Linked DNA regions of Homo sapiens: region 2 is linked to region 1. Evidence: read pairs that join two places in POLR2A ChIA-PET (ENCODE). Cell type or tissue: PC-9. All regions are shown on one strand. Each heading gives the region's core, and the rest is flanking DNA. Links, peaks and the distances in the headings are about the cores only.

Region 1 (5,391 bases), core at 139-5,138:
GGCTGAGTGTCCTTACTTTTTTTTTTTCAAGACAGAGTCTCACTCTGTTGCCCAGGCTGGAGTGCAGTGGTGTGATCTCAGCTCACTGCAACCTCCGCCTCCTGGGTTCAAGCAATTCTCCTGCCTCAGCCTCCCAAAAAAGCTGGGATTACAAGTACACGCCACCACACCTAGCTGATTTTTGTATTTTTTGGTGGAGATGAGGTTTCACCATGTTGGCCAGGCTGGTCTCGAACTCCTGACCTCTTGATCCACCCGCCTCAGCCTCCCAAAGTGCTGGGATTACAGGCGTGAGCCACCGCACCCGGCCCCTGAGTGTCCCTAATTGAGAAAGCCAAGCTGTGCGCCTGTGCCCTAGACTTAAAGATGACAGAGAAAGTGAGCATCTGATCTTTCAGCTCTTAGAGTCATAGCTGTGACTCATAAGATGGGGAACCTCAAGAGATTCAGATGCTGGGAAGCCTCACAACTGATAAATGTCTACTCTGACATCTGGTTTGTATATGTGTGTGTGTCTGTGTGTGTGTGTCATAGTTTTATACCTTTTGTTTTCTTTGGCAAACCCTCCAAATGCTCATTGTCCCCACTAAGTCTCCTTATCCTTTAAGATTCTGCTTCCTCCCTGAAACCTTCCCAGCTGGAAGTGTCTGCCTCCTGCTCTGAACTCCCAATGCAATTTTTATTATTTGACCTTATTAAATCCTCACTTGATTTTTATTGATATTTGCGTTAAAAATATTAAGTTCTAGCATATTTAAGGTTGAACGAACATTAAAGGTCATCTACTCCGATGCCTGGTAGCTCATCAGCTCATTGAAGTCATGACCTGTCTTCCCCATGTTTGAATACCCCACAGTTTTGGGCGTAACACTTGCTTATGATAAACACCTTTAAATATTAACTTGTATTAAAGGAGCCCCTCCAGGATTTGCTTGTCCTCATTTCCCTGTCTGTTCCCAACACTTCCCTCCACCACCACCTCCTTCTCCTTGCTCCCAGACAGTTCTTTCTACCAATAATAACTCTTTCAACCAATTGCCAAACGGGAAAATTTTAAATCTACCTGGAAGGCCCGCCACCCTGCTTTGAGTTGTCCCTCCCTCCAGATAGAACCAATGTGAATCTTACATGTATTAATTGATGGATTATCTCTCCCTACAATGTACAAAACAAGTTGTGCACCGACCACCTTGGGCATGTCATCAGGCTCTCCTGAAGGCTGTGTCACAGATGCGTCCTTAACCTTGGCGAAAAAAACTTTCTAAATTGATTGAGACCTGTCTCAGATATTTTGGGGCTCCTACCTTCCTCACTGCTTTATTGAACAGTGGTCAATTTCTTCTGCTCGGCCTCCGCATCCTAGCCTGTTTGGGAAAATCATCGGGGTTAGGGCTGGGGAGGCAGGCAGGACCCGGGGGACGGTAGTAGGGGCCGTTTCCCTCCCACTCCCCTCCGCTCCTTCCCTGCTGGAAAGCCGGCATGTGACCTGCGCCCTGTCAGTCAGAGGCTTCAGCCTGGGTCAGTCAGAAATCACTTCTGGAGGTGGAAGCCGCGCTGTCTCAGGGCCGAGGGTGCAGCATCAGCCATGGCGAGCTCCCCCTGCAGGCAGCATCGTGGTGGCATTCGCACCAAAAGCTCCTGTGGCCGGAGTGGGCTTGTAGCAGTTCTGGGCTGCCTGCCACACTCGGTTGCCTCTTGTTTTCTGCGCCTGGTTCTCCAGCTCTGGCTCTGTGTGAGCAAGACCATATCCCATCAGTAAATCCTGTCTCAGCTTAGGTGAGCCAGAGTTGGGTGTTCTGTGATTTGCTCCTAAGATCCCTGGCTGGCACATTTTCTTCCTCCTTCTCCTAAATGAGAGTATTCCCAGTGGTTCTTTTCCTGGCTCTTTTTTCCCGCCATCCACACTCTTTTAGCCAGAAAGTTAATCTATTTCCTGGGTATCTGTCATCACCTTTGCACCAATTTCCCCCAAATCTTTTCCCAGGTTCCACCTCTCTCCTGAGTGCTGGTTTAATCTCACATTTCCAATGCACTTCCCATGCTTGTCCTCTGATGCATGAAAATCAACAAGACTAAAATTCATACTCACCAGTTTTCATCTTGCTGATACACCTACTTCTCCTCCAAATTTCTATCTTCCTTGCTGGACACCCAGACTTTAAATTTTAAAATCTACTCTGCCTTTTACATCCCCAAACAAACAGTACCAAGTTCTGTTTGTTTTCCTGCCCAGTAACCCTTACATTCTTCTTTTCTCATGTACCGTCACTACTTTGTTCTTGCCTAACAACTGCAATATGCTGTCTTCTGAGCGCCTCCTTCTAGCTGTCCCTCTGAGTCAACTTGACAACATGTGGTCAGTGTAATTTTCCTAAAACACAGTTCTAGTCATGTCACCCTCCCACCTGCCCCTCCACACACCTTCAATGCCTCAGGCTAAAGTGAAACTCCACCTTGACCTTCCACAAACAAATCCTAAACTATTTCCCCTTTATTTATCTTATATGTAGAATTTCATAAAACACCTTATGATCCCTGATCAAGTCCCATACTTTCCCACCTTCATGCCTATGTTCAGGGTATTTTCTTTACCTGGGGTGTCTTTCTCTCAGTTCAACCCAAATCCCAACTCAGGTGCCATCTCCTCCAAAACGTCCTCTTCCTTGTCACCTTGTAAAGAGCTTCTAACCTTTAAAATGCATATGAATCACTTGAGCATCTGTTAAAATGCAGATTCTGATTTATAAGTCTCGGTTAAGGTCTGAGAGTCTACTAATACATTTCTAACAAGTTCCTGAGTGATGCCACAGGTCCCTGGACATACTTGGGGTCGTGAGGCCCTAAGGTGAGGCATGCTCTATTATTAAACCACAGGGCAAGATAGCAGGGCAGTAACAATGTGGTATTCACTTACAATATTCTACAATGTTTACAGTACCCATTTAGCCTCCTCAAACACAGGGATTGGGCTTCATTCATCATTATTTTTGTTGAATACAGTGACTTGACCAGTTTATCTTAATTGAACATGCTTCTGACATCACCTCCTTTTCTTTTCCACCAAATGGTTTTGCTTACTTTTTAGTTTAACTGGATTTCACATGGATAAATATCTGGGAGAAGGAGATGCCCTACACATGATCTGCTATAGGTGAGGATGGCCCAACATGTTGAAGATCATGCTAATTTAATTATTGTTATAGCCAGCATTCTCAGTTGTAAAAAATGGAATACTCTATAGTTCAGGCAGAAAAGTAATTTGTGAAAATATACTCAGTAGCTCACAGGATTGTAGAGAGGGTCAGAGACAACATAGCAAAAGCAAAGCACAGATTATACTGGAGCACTCCACGGCCAGACCTTGTGGACATAGACTCTGCTGCTCACTGTGAACTAGAAAGCAGTCCTGGAAACTTTGCTACTGCTGCTTCTGAAAGCTGTATGTGGCTGCCACCAACCTCGTTAGACTGCATTCTGTACGGGGCCTACTTCTTTATGTTTGTGTTAGTTTTCAGTATGTAACAAATTACCACAAACTTGGTTGCCTGAAACCACAGAAATTTATTCTCTCACAATTCTGGAGGTCAGAAGTCCAAAATCAGGTATCATTGGGTTGAAATCAAGGTGTTGGCAGGGCTGCGCTCTCTCTGGAGGTTCTGGAGGAGAACCCGTTTCTTCCTTTCCAGCTTCTGGGGTCTACCAGCATTCTTTGGCTTGTGGCTGCATAAGCAGAATCTTCAGGTCCAACATCTTCAAATCCCTCTCTGGCCCATCTTTATATGACCTCCTCCTCTGCATGCATGTTGAATCTCCCTCTGACTGCCTCTTTTAAGGATACATGTGATTGCATGTGAGGCCCACCTGGGTAATGCAGGATGATTTCCTCATCTCAACATCCTTAACTGAATCCCATCTGCAAAGACTTTGCCACATAAGGTAACATTCGGATTCCAGGGATTAGGATCTGATATCTGTAGGGACTACTCTTCAGCCTAGGACATTGTCATTTGCTTCTGAATCGAAGTCTCTCTTATTCAGATCTCATTGGTGGAGCCTATGTCCCATGCCTGCTCCTGAGCTGCGAGGAGGCTGGGGAGTAGCTTCATGTCAGGAAAGGTGTTCAAAGATGAAAGCAGCCAAAATGGATGTCAAATATCAAGTACGATAGTCTTCAAAGATTCATAAAAATGAAATTCTATGTAATGGACCAGCCAGAATCTTTAAACTGAAAGAAGTTACCTATTGCTGAATGCTTTGGGCACCAAATGCCAAGCCATGCAAGTACTGCTAAGGAAAGACCATTTACCTAGAAAACAGTTTTCTTTTACTCTGGGGGCTGGGGGGGGGGCGGTGCGAACAAAAATAAAAAAATAAAAAATAAAAACACGAGAAGTGGATTTGGGGTCGTGTTCTTTTTTCGCTCCCAGGAAAAATCTGTTCCAGACCCCAGTATGGACAATTTGGTTAGATCCTATATTTTGTTAAGAATAACAGTTGGTTGTATGTCACGGTACGTTCCATTTCCAATCTGGTCTGAGGCATATTACTCCTGTGGTGCCCCATGTTGTCCAATACATTTATGGCAATAAGGACTTGGGCAATACGATGTGGATAACTTCTGTTTCCTCAACACTTTGATATGTGATTTTCAAACAAACCAAAATGATCCTTCTTATATCTGCCCCCTTTCCCCGATACACATGTATTTCTCCATGTCAGCAATGAATTTTCCAGCTCCTCTCACCTGTATACCTGTTAAAAACAATGGTGCTAACTCTTATTTTCCACGTCAGTTATAAAAAAAAACAAACAAACAATCAATTAGGATCTTGCATGTCTTAATTGTGTTACGGCAATGGTAAGCATCTTACAGGCTGCACAGTGTCTGCATTACTTCTCCATTGTAGGGGTGCGTATGTGTGTATTGACAAGGGGGAGAAAGCCATGTAAAAGATAACTGAAATTAGCATTTACAGCAACTATGTAGATGTCAATATAAATACATTTTGGGCTCTTATGTATAAATAATCTTCTGAGAACATTGTTTTTATTGTTGACACTTTCCTGCAGGTTTCTGAGACACACTTAAAATTCAATCTGTTCCCTTGAACATTTTTGTGAATTTGGCAGCATAATAAAAACTTTCTTTTAGAAGGCCTGGAATCAAAGCAAAAAAAAAAAAAAAGTTGTGGAAAAAAATGATTTTTTCTTTAATCTTGGAGGCTTCCTATTTCTTTGTTGAGAGGTTTTGTTCAGGAAGGGACTGTAGTAATATGATCTGATTGACAAGGATCCCAGCTCCCCAAACACTAGCTGAAAATTTGGGGCAAATTCCTGACCCTTTCTGGTGCTCCATTTCTCATTATAAGATGAGAATAATAACCAGGTCAC
Region 2 (5,391 bases), core at 209-5,208, 470 kb before region 1:
TCCTGTTGTGTCCTCATTTATTTACTGGGCAATTTAAAAGTCTGGCAATTTGGTTACCCTTCTGAATAAAGCCAATTATAGAAAATTTATATTTAAGTTACTGTAGGAAATCTGCAAATTAAACAAAATGAATCTTTGAAAACTAGGCATAGTCTCTGCCCATTTGGCAAAAAGTATGCTCATCTAGGCATACTTTTATCACTAAAGACTCTGTCTTGTAATTGTCTGTTCATCTATCTCCTAAAAACTGTAAGCAACATATAATATACTATGTTTATTCTTCTGTTTCTGGCCTTGTGTGCAGAGCATAGTAGATGTCCAAAGAATTTTGTACCTTAAATGAATAAGTGAATACTTTATTTTGGCTGGGGGAGCTATCAAATTTTTTTCTATATAGTAGAAGTATCAACATTATTGAACTCCAGATGAGTAATTTTTTAAATGTGTTAACCATCATTCTAGTACAAAAGACATTTGATTTTAATAATATAGTATTTACATTGTGGCTTAGAAATGTTCAAAAGCAACAGTGTAATAAAGCATGATAAAACAATAAAAATATTTAAGATATCACTATCTATATTGTTTTTATCTATTTTGATATTTATTCAGCAATCTTGTATTTCAGTAAATATCTGTGGAATGCTCATCTTGCTAAACAACCATGCTAGAAACTGAATAAATTCCTATTAATATTTTTGAAGGAAATGTTAAAACTTGGTTTAAGACTTCTTTAACTGTCCACTCACATTACTCCTCCTTAGCATCCCTGCTTCCCAGACAACTGAATTAAAGAAGTAATATGACTCAAGAAACAGTACTTGAAACACACATTTAACCATCTATCCTTTCTACACGTAGTTTTAAAAACACTTCTTTCCTTTTAAGGAAGGATTTGATAAATTATTAACCATTAAAGTGGGCAAAATGAAATAATAATGATAGTTACCAATTATGGACTAATTATGTGCACCAGATACTGTACTCAGCACTACATATGACTTAACTCCTTTAATCCTCACAAGAACCCTGTAAGTCAGATACTATTATTATGATTCTCGTTTTTCAGATGAGAAAACTGAGGCTAAGAGGTCAGATAATTTGTTCAAGGTCACACAGCTATGAACTAACAAAGCCAGATTTAAATTCAGGCCTATTTGTCTCTAGAATTATGCTATAACGTTTTAAATTATCTTACATACACTAAAACATGCAGACCTCACTAAAATTTATTAAAGCCAAATTAATCTATAGAAAATACATACAAATTTAGGCTTTCAAGATAATATAACAAATTGAAGCACGTTTGTCGAAAGTTTTAATTAACTGATGTCTTACTGAACTACTAAATCCTCATTATCTATAGAATTTTGGATAATACTGGTCTTCTTCCATGTAAGTGGTACAACTCTCTAGTTGTTTTGATCAAATACAGAAAAATAGGCTGGGCACAGTGGCTCACACCTGTAATTCCAGCACTCTGTGAGGCCGAGGTGGGCGGATCACTTGAGGTCAGGAGTTCAAGACCAGCCTGGCCAACATGGCGAAACCCCGTCTCTACTAAAAATACAAAAATTAGCCAGACATGATGGTGCGTGGCTGTAATCCCAGCTACTCGGGAGGCTGAGACAGGAGAACTGCTTGAACCTAGAAGGCGGAGGTTGCAGTGAGCTGAGACTGCACCACTGCGCTCTAGCCTGGGCAACAGAGCAAGATTTCGTTTCAGAAAACAAAACAAAACAAACAAAAAACAGAAAAATAAAGAAATTTAAGAGTCTAGCTCATTTTCCTTACAGTGAAGAAAAGTAAGACCTTGAAATAGGAGTGTAAAAATACTCATAAAACCTGAACTTTAGTTTCACACTAAATAATTTTTTAAAAAATCAAATAAGGCTGAGAAAAATTAATTCAACTCTACATTTACACTATGTATACTTTTCTGTATATTATACTTCAACAAAAAAACATGAGAAAAACTTGCCTGAATTACTCTCTCCTGTGACAGACACCTATTTCTCTAGTTAAATACCTGGATATCTAATTAACTGCTCTGCCACCTAACACACTTAGGGTGTTTAATTTTTTGCACATGATAAATAGGATTAAGCCAATTCTTGCACCAAAGTTTTAAATATACCAGGCATTAGACTATTCCTTTTGTTCAATAGACAAATTATTGCTTGAACATTCTCAAGCTTTCCTCCTTCCCTTGAACACTGTTTGTAACAGATGTTTACCTGGAAAAGATGCTAGTTGGGGATGTGCGGCTAAGGCTGTGGGTGTACCAAGTGTCCCCAAACCACCAAATTCTGAATGCCCTGAGCTGGCTGAATGTAGACCAAAGACTGGGTGGCTGACCATTGGGAAGGCACTCGACACTGTGGACAGGTTAAACGGTTGATCCCCAGCTGTTCTGAATAAATGTCCTGGGAGGGAAAAAAACACACTTAAAGTTGTACTATAAAAAACAGATGAGACTTATCTGATTTCAGTGTTTATAGTTAAAATTTATAATAATTTACCTATTACATTTTTATTTTACCCTTTTCCTGCTGCATTTTCTACTCTTCAAACCCTATAAAATGTTTCTAGAAACATGAAGACATGCTAAAAATCATTAAAATAAATGGCATAAATTAACTTTTGAATTTGAGATTTGAGAACCAATGTTTTAAGTAGATAATTTTCACTAATTAAAATTGTCTGACCTGAGGAAGTGAGGCCAATTTTCTGTTAATATATATACATTAATATATTTTCAATATATTTTACTCATAAGAAGGGAAATAAAAAACATCCTATTAATCTAAGGTTGAAAGCCACTGAAATAAGTCCAGGATCTGTCACCAGGTCAATACTCAAATTATTATACACTCTAAGCAAGGCCATCCCAGTTTCAACATGCCAGAGTTGAAGCTCTGTTCTCTAACACAGTCATGAGTTGTTTAATGATGGGGATGCATTCTAAGAAATGCATTGTTAGGTGATTCTGTCATCATGCAAACATTGTACAGTGTACTTACACAACCTAGGTGGTACAGTCTACCACACACCTAGGCTATAGGATACAGCCTATTGCTACTAGGCTACAAACCTGTTCAGGATGTTACTGAACTGAATACTTCAGGCAGTTGTAACACAGTGGTAAATATTTGTATATCTAGACATATCTCAACCTAAGAAAGGTACAGTAAAAATATGGCATTATAATCTTAGGGGGCTACTGTCATATATGTGGTCAGGCATTGACCAAAATGTCATTATGCAGTGTATGACTATACTTCTTAGGTGAGAAGAGTATCTTGATACCAAAAAGGGAATATATTCTAGTCTAATAAAACAATGCACAAGACAACATAAGTACTTAATAAACTTACAAAGATATTTCTAAATGTGTTCACAAGTGGTTACCAATATAAAAATCATTTTTAGCTTTCTCTGAGTAAGACAATGTTCAATTCAAATGAGTCTGACATTTTAATTCTATTTTTAAAGATAAGTGTTATAACTCCAGGTTGGAATGTTATATGATAAAAACATGACTTATTTTTCATACTTTGTAGTAATTTGGCAGAAAACTTTTCTAATACTTGGAAATCTTCCCTTTACTTCCAGGAAATAATTAAGGTACCCTGTCTTGCTACTGTGAAAAGAGAATACTCTAGGTTATCTTAAGAATTTACTGTGTGAACAGTATTGTGCTCTGTGTTAATATTAGAATAAAGCTTCCTTATTATCTCTTGTTTATATTATATCAGTCCTGACTGTGCACTGCAATTTAATTAGTTTTAACATAGTATGTTTGAAATTTACAAATGTAAGTTAAAAATAGTATACTTATTATTATTTAGTTATCAACCAAATCTCTTCTCTTTGCTTTCTTGCTCCCTGAAAACCAAGGGAAAGTCCTAAAAAACGGTCAGTGTACCCTCTAAAGTCTGATATAAAACCTATATTCTTTATTAAAATAATGCTATATTCTTTACTGAAACAAGAAGATCTGAATGACTTTTAAAAATAAGATTTAAATAAATTGCATTAAGTATGTTTTGTATCAGGCTATATAAGGAAAAAGTTCTGATTCAGGATAGTGCTCCACTACAACAAAGCAGTAACTAGATCTCACAGGGAAGATCCTCAAAGTATCTTTACAAGGAAGGCCCACAAGGATACTGTGAGGTAAGAGGACAAGGAAAGGGCATAAACTTGGGTGTCTCTTCTAAATCAGCTAATCATTGTTTTTGTTGAATTGGTTCTTCTGTTTTATCAGAGTGGACTGCATTAGCACTGAAGATGAGTCAAAATAAAACAGAGTATGCTACTGCCAAAAAAGCTACCCAAATGTCATTATCTTTAAGACCAGTGATAGGTTACCAGAAATATTGTGGTTTTTTTTTTTTTTTTTTTTTTTTTGGCAAATTCTCAGAAACCCAGCTAGTTTCTCAAAAAAATGAGCTTGTAACTATAAAAACCAGTTTTTACTTTCATTTGTTATTACATATAAAATCTCTGGTTCTCACCAGTCAATTCAACTTCCTGACTCAAATGTTGTTAAATGTTTTATTTATAAACATACTATGATCAGTTCTTTTCTTTCTCCATCAATTTGTGTGGTAAGCAAGTTGAACTGAACATTGCAGTTTTGGAGAATTTGGGGTCATCTGTAATTTATGTTTTACAAATAACAATTCCTAAATTATATCAATTACATGTATGTAGTTGTGATTTAATACAAAGAAATTTGAGGGAAGTAACCTCAAAATTACAAAAGCTATATTAAATATTACAAAAATCCAGAATAATTGAAATTATCAAGGATTAGAAACTGATAGAAACACTTCTGCAATAACTAACTGTAATTACAATTAGTTGTAATAACTAATTGGTAATAATTGGTAGTAAGTAATAAATAATTGGTAGTAATAAATAATAAGTAATACATAATTGGTAGTAAGCAGCATTCTTAGATGCATAGTTACAGCATTAATTTCATTATTGGGAAGAAGCAAACAAGCTAAACTTTGTAGTCTCACAAGCAGAAAACATAAGCAGTAAATAAATGAAGTTATCACTCTTGTGGCAACAATGAAGAACCAATGATACATACTTTGACAACAAAAAGTTCTTTTTTAACTCTAAAAGGAATGACATGTGGAAGCAACTGAGTAGAAAATTTCAGCAAAATGAGCTGTATACATCACAGATTCAAATGAAAAAAATATAGATCTGTACACAAGAATGACATCTATGCCTGGCAAGAATGCAGAGATGGGAGTTCAGATCAAGGCTACTTCAACTCTACTTCCTAATTCTTTCTTCTAAAATTCTTGGTTAAAATAGTTAAAGCATGGAAAGCATCCTTAGTGACGACTGAGTCTTACAGGTCCATTC

Evidence for each region. ChIA-PET counts read pairs that join two places held together with the same protein. Peaks named below come from ENCODE experiments on the same cell type or tissue, not always from the same donor. Only the 100,000 strongest peaks of a DNase experiment are listed, where the experiment ranks them.
Region 2: POLR2A ChIA-PET joins it to region 1 with 6 read pairs; 2 of 35 experiments call an interaction of 5 or more read pairs at or near these places.

Annotation. Positions count from the first base shown.
Region 1 is chr2:159,920,392-159,925,782 of GRCh38, forward strand. It overlaps a transcript of PLA2R1 not described here. Among named protein-coding and RNA genes, the nearest start is that of LY75-CD302, 18 kb to the left of the region's middle. RefSeq lists a silencer at 1,610-1,719. In PC-9, for the core only: a CTCF peak has its summit at 1,613 (motif pointing left); no DNase peak of the experiment used is centred there.
Region 2 is chr2:159,451,376-159,456,766 of GRCh38, forward strand. It overlaps BAZ2B (bromodomain adjacent to zinc finger domain 2B), which reads right to left. Exons shown (of 37, transcript NM_013450.4): 4 at 2,238-2,426. Among named protein-coding and RNA genes, the nearest start is that of BAZ2B-AS1, 160 kb to the right of the region's middle. In PC-9, for the core only: no CTCF peak of the experiment used is centred there; a DNase peak (open chromatin) is centred at 3,016.